2 separate regions of the Homo sapiens genome follow, and region 2 is linked to region 1. Evidence: read pairs that join two places in POLR2A ChIA-PET (ENCODE). Cell type or tissue: B cell. All regions are shown on one strand. Each heading gives the region's core, and the rest is flanking DNA. Links, peaks and the distances in the headings are about the cores only.

Region 1 (2,924 bases), core at 126-2,625:
ATAACCAACAGTACCTGAAGCAGATTCACAAGAGTCACATTTCAAAAAACTAATTGTTTTTTATTTGTAATTTTTTTTTCCTGCCAATCTGAACCTGGAAAAGAAGAAACAGGGAAATTTTTTACCTTCCTCTCTTGACCAGGTACCACAAATAGAAGTCTGGGAGAAGCTAGTTGGGCGCAGTGGCTCACGCCTATAATCCCAGTACTTTGGGAGGCCGAGGCAGGTGGATCACGAGGTCAGGAGTTCAAGACCAGCCTGGCCAACATGGTGAAACCCCGTCTCTACTAAAAATACAAAAATTAGCTGGATGTGGTGGCAGGTGCCTCTAATCCCAGCTACTCGGGAGGCTGAGGCAGGAGAATCGCTGTAACCCAGGAGGCAGAGGTTGCAGTGAGCCGAGATCACGCCACCATTACACTACAGCCTGGGCAGCAGGGGGAGACTCTGTCTCAAAAAAAAAAAAAAAAAAGAAGTCTGGGAGAAGCTGACTTTCATAAAAATCCTACCTATTTATATTGGCTTCTGCAAGTTCTCCCAGGATTCCACTTATAGGTCTTGGAGTGAGTGGAGTGTCTCTATTGGTCCCAACTGAGTTGCCAAATTGTAGAGGAGAAAATATAATTTTTTTCTTTCCCTCATAGGTTCTTATTTGAGACACTCCCCAAAACAATGAAGCCATCCTTGTAATTAAAAGTGGCAACAGAAAACACCTGAAAAAAGGCCTCAATCTGAACCATGTCAGGAGGTTTAGAACACAAGAGGACTCACCCAGTGAATTCCAGGGCTATCAAGATCAATGGAGTGCAAAAGCGTCCTGCAGGTACCTTTGCTTGGGTCCATGGTGGCATCAGAGATCAAGAGGGAACTGCTCTGTATCCCACTTCTGACACCACGTAATATAAACTAATAAGAAATAAAACCAACGCTGTGGATCAGCAAACAAAAGAGAAGATATTTTAGCCCAGCATGATGGCTCATGCCTGTAATTTCAATACTTTGGGAGGCTTAGGTGGGAGGATCACATGAACCCAGGGGTTAGAGACCAGCCTGGGCAACATAGTAAGACATTGTCTCTACAAAAAATAAAATTAGCTGGGCACGGTGGCGCATGCCTGTAGTCCCAGCTTGGGAGGCTGAGGTGGGAGGATCACTTGAGCCTGGGAGGTGGAGGTTGCAATGAGCCAAGATTGTGTCACTGTGCTCCAGGCTAGGTGACAGAGCAAGAGACCCTGTCTCAGAAAAAAAAAAAAAAAAAAAAGGTATTTTAATTGGGGTCTTTCATGACTTGCAATTTAGGAGACACAAATCTGTTCCATTCAGACAAGACTGGGCAGGGGCTTATAAAGGTTTCTTGCAAGTTTACACAAGTTGAAAATTTTAGCACAATCCATGATTGACAATGGTTGATTGACAGCTTGTATGTCTCTAGGCAGTAATGAGCTTAATTCAGCACAGTTGTCTCCTCAGGAGGTTGGTGATTAGACCTGGTGTAAATAGTTCAAATCAAATACAGCTGCTTCTTAAAGAAGTTTTAAATTTGGCTCAGTTCAAAGAGGTCAAATTCCTTCTGGGTGTGTACGTGACTGGGGTTCAACTCCCAACTCCTTATGCCCTCTTGGCTCCTTTTTAGAGACCTCTGACATAATCATCTCTATTTTGGATTTCTTTTCACTCTATCTATTATCTATATATCTATCTATAGTATATGTGTGTATGCATAAATACTGTTAAGAATTCCTTTGTATTTCACAGAATGCATAGATTAATTGGAAGAGATTTTCCTGTTTTTAATTTTTAATTTTATGTTGAGTCCTCTGATCCAGAGACTGTCTCTCCATTTATCCAGGTGTTCTTTTATATCCTTTTTTTTTTTTTTTTTTTTGAGACAGGGTCTTGCTCTGTCACCCAGTCTGGAGTGCAGTGGCATAATCTTGGCTTACTGCAACCTCTGCCTCCTGGGCTCAGGTGATCCTCTCACCTTAGCCTCCCAAGTAGCTGGGACTACAGGCATGCACCACCCACCACACCCAGCTGGTTTTTCTTTTTCTTTTTTTTTTTTTTTGAGACAGAGTCTTACTCTGTAGCCCAGGCTGGAGTGCCGTGGCTCAATCTCAGTTCACTGCAACCTCTGCCTCCCCAGTTCCGGTTCAAGCAGTTTTCCTGCCTCAGCCTCCTGAGTAGCTGAGATTACAGGCGTGTACCACCATGCCCAGTTAATTTTTTTTTTTTTTTTTTTTTGAGACAGACTCTCGCTCTGTTGCCGGGCTGGGGTGCAGTGGTGCAATTTCAGCTCACTGTAACCTCTGCCTCCTGGATTCAAGCGATTCTCCTGCCTCAGCCTCCTGAGTAGCTGGGATTACAGGCGCACACCACGCCCAGTTAATTTTTGTATTTTTAGTAGAGACAGGGTTTCACCACATTGGCCAGGATGGTCTTGAACTCCTGACCTCGTGATTCACCCGCCTAAGCCTCCCAAAGTGCTGGCATTACAGGTGTGAGCCACCATGCCTGGCCTAGTTTTTGTATTTTTAGTAGAGATGGGATTTCATCGTGTTGTCCAGGCTGGTCTCAAACTCCTGTGCTCAAGTGATCCTCGCGCCTCAACCTCCCTAAGTGCTGGGCTTACAGGCATGAGCCATTGCACCTGGTTGTTTATATCTTTTTATACAATCATACAGTTTTATGCAGTCTTTGTAGGTAGTCTAGTTTCTCCTGCTATTGTAAGGAAACTTTTCCATTGTGTTTCCTGATTTATTATTTTGTCCTATATATTTAGTTGTGATAAGTATATATAACATAAAACTTTGCCATTTTAGGCCAGGCACAGTGGCTCATGCCTGTAATCCCAGCACTTTGGGAGGCTGAGGCAGGTGGATCACAAGGTCAGGAGTTCAAGATCAGCCTGACCAATATGGTGAAAC
Region 2 (2,924 bases), core at 227-2,726, 72 kb before region 1:
AAAAAAAATCAAATACTCAAAGCTCTACTTTTTCTAGTTGGTCCTCAGCCCAAATCCCTTCCCAGCAAATAACACAGCTAGGACCGGTCTCATTATTAAAATACAGTCATCCCTGGGTATTGAAGAGGGACTGATTCCAGGACACTTCTGCAGCATCCACCCAAATAGATACCAAAATCTGGGGATGCTTAAGTTCCTTATGTAAAATGGCATAGTATATTGTATATAACCTAAAGCATACCCCCCACACATACCTTAAATAATTTCTAGATTACTTTTAATACCTAATACAATGTAAATGCTATGTAAACAGTTGTTATACTATATTGTCTTTTAAGTTTCTATTTTTATGGTTGTATTAATTTTTTTCCCAAATATTTTGGATCCACAGTTGCTTGAATCCACAGATACGGAACACGCAGATACGGAGGGCTGACTATACCTCAACCACACTTAATGGACTTTGAAAAGAGGGGACCAGATTCAAGTCCCTATTCAGTCACTAGCAATGAAACTTAAGTCAAATGATGTAACCTCTCATCTATAAAATGGAAATATCCTTGCCTAAATTGTATTGAAGATTAATCAAATTAACATGTAAATAATTGAATCCAGGGTCTGGCAAACTAAGTCCAGCCTGCTGCCTATTTTGGTAGATAAAGTTTAATTAGAGGCCAGGCACGGTGTCTCATGTCTGTAATCCCAGCACTTTGGGAGGCCGAGGCAGGTGGATTACCTGATGTCAGGAGTTTGGGACCGGCCTGGCCAACACGGTGAAACCCTGCCTCTACTAAAAATACAAAAATTAGCTGGGCGTGGTGGTATGCAACTGCAGTCCCAGCTACTTGGGAAGCTGAGGGAGAAAATCGCTTGAACCTGGGAGGCAGAGGTTGCAGTGAGCCAAGATGACGCCACTGCACTCCAGCCTGGGTGACAGAGTGAGACTCTGTCTCAAAATAAATAAATAAATAAATAAATAAATAAATAGTTAATCAGAACACAGCTGATACTCATCTACATATTATCTGCAGCCATTTCCCTGAAACAGAGTCAGAGCTGAGTAGTCAGGACAGACACCTTATGACCCAGAAAACCTAAAGTATTTGCTGTCTGGTCCTATACAGGTAAAATATGCAAACCTCTTAGCTAACTCATTGTGATAAGACTTATTTTCCTATTAAAATAAAATAAAGCTCAGCCTTTCATTCCACAGCACGACAACACAAAAATGTCCTCCTACCACTCAAACACAAACACTGAATGACTGAAAAAAAAAAAAGAACATGGATAAAATCATACTTTACAATCATATCATAACCATAATCCAATTTCCATATACCAGATAGGGAGATAAGTGAATGAAGATTTAAAAAGATGACTTTACCTCTCTCTTGGCTGTCTTTCTGTGTCCTTTTCTTTGTAGCAACAAATTTTAACCAGTCTTCTTTTGTACTTTTTATTCCTGAAACTATTTAAATATTCATTTTCAGAACTCTAGATATTGCTAATCATCTCCTTTAGTACTATAACAAAGGAAAATCATGTAAGCTGAAAATAGATTTTGAAAGGCCCTAGATATAACCACATGTAACACAACTCTAAAAAAAGGACTGGAAAAATGATTTCTATTTGAAATGCTTACCTCAATTAAAAAATGAGTTTATCTTTACTATGTAATTATGTTCCCCTCACATGAACTGAAGAGGTTAATACATCTCCAGATATTAAAGGACACATGAGATAGAAAACTACATTGCCCCCACCCACTTCCAATGTTCCCATTATATCCCCACCTCAAATTCCAAGGATCCAAATGAAAGAACCTATTGAAATCACCAATTTTTTACAAAATGAATATATCCCTATCTTCTTTTCCAGGAAAACATATCCTGTTTATGCTATTGTTTTATGAACCCCAACAAATATAGTCAGAAAAGCAGAGCAAAGACTTCAATTTCCATTCAAATCCTTTAGTTTTCCAATCTTTCTCAGCACAATGCTTTACATATAATATCCACTATGTCTAAATGTTCCCTTAGTACCATGAACAACTAGTTATCAATTTTCTCCTTCCTTCCTGCACTACATTGAGAAGTCTACCATTAAGCTACCTAATATTCATAGCTGCCAGCTTGGCTTTAAAGATTTTAAATTATAACACTGGACAATACTGCTTTCAAGGTTCTTCTATCTTATGAGTAGGCTAGATGTTACCATTTTAAATATAGTGATAACACAGCCATCAACTGTTTCAAAGAGGACAATTAGTTGACCCATTTCCATATGAACAAAAAGACTTCAGTATTCATCATTACTTATCCTCTAACATTCAGAACAAAATTTCAAGTTCACAGGGCTTTCAAATTACAAGTCCAAAGGAGAATTAACAAAACCAAGACTCTTACATTACTAGCTACTTGACACTTTTCTGACATTCCCACAAGGAATGTGGAATGTTTTTCACAGTACAGCCTTCTTGGTACTAACTGAAATATTTCTATCTGGCAAGTTTTACATATAGCTCGTCATGACGACCAATTTTCTACAATTTACAATAAGGTGGCAATGAACACAAAACAAATATTGCCCAATGAAACATTGGTTTACCAGGCAAAACAAATACTAGGTAGTGGCATAACACATTAAAGTCTTTCCCAGCAGCCCAAGACAGCATGAGAGGTGCTAGCCCAAATATTGACCTACGACTCTTTACAATATTGTAGACACCACCAAGAAAATCATACTGGACCTTGCAGAGGGGCTTGCTCCTTCCTAGGATGAGGCTTTACATCCTTCCGTTCTTCCACAGAGTTTGTATTCTTTAGTAAGATATCTGGACATAATTTAAACTCCAGCATGTTTGATTTTTCTGTGTTACCTTTCACCGGTAAAAAGGTCTTATGTTTATTTTCCTGTCTCTTATC

Evidence for each region. Peaks named below come from ENCODE experiments on the same cell type or tissue, not always from the same donor. Only the 100,000 strongest peaks of a DNase experiment are listed, where the experiment ranks them.
Region 2: POLR2A ChIA-PET joins it to region 1 with 5 read pairs; 8 of 35 experiments call an interaction of 5 or more read pairs at or near these places.

The regions. Positions count from the first base shown.
Region 1 is chr12:31,913,619-31,916,542 of GRCh38, reverse strand. No RefSeq gene overlaps it. Among named protein-coding and RNA genes, the nearest start is that of LINC02422, 28 kb to the right of the region's middle. In B cell, for the core only: no CTCF peak of the experiment used is centred there; no DNase peak of the experiment used is centred there.
Region 2 is chr12:31,985,783-31,988,706 of GRCh38, reverse strand. It overlaps RESF1 (retroelement silencing factor 1), which reads right to left. Exons shown (of 6, transcript NM_018169.4): 4 at 2,750-2,924; 5 at 1,385-1,468. Among named protein-coding and RNA genes, the nearest start is that of RESF1, 28 kb to the right of the region's middle. In B cell, for the core only: no CTCF peak of the experiment used is centred there; no DNase peak of the experiment used is centred there; H3K27ac peaks cover 1,637 bases.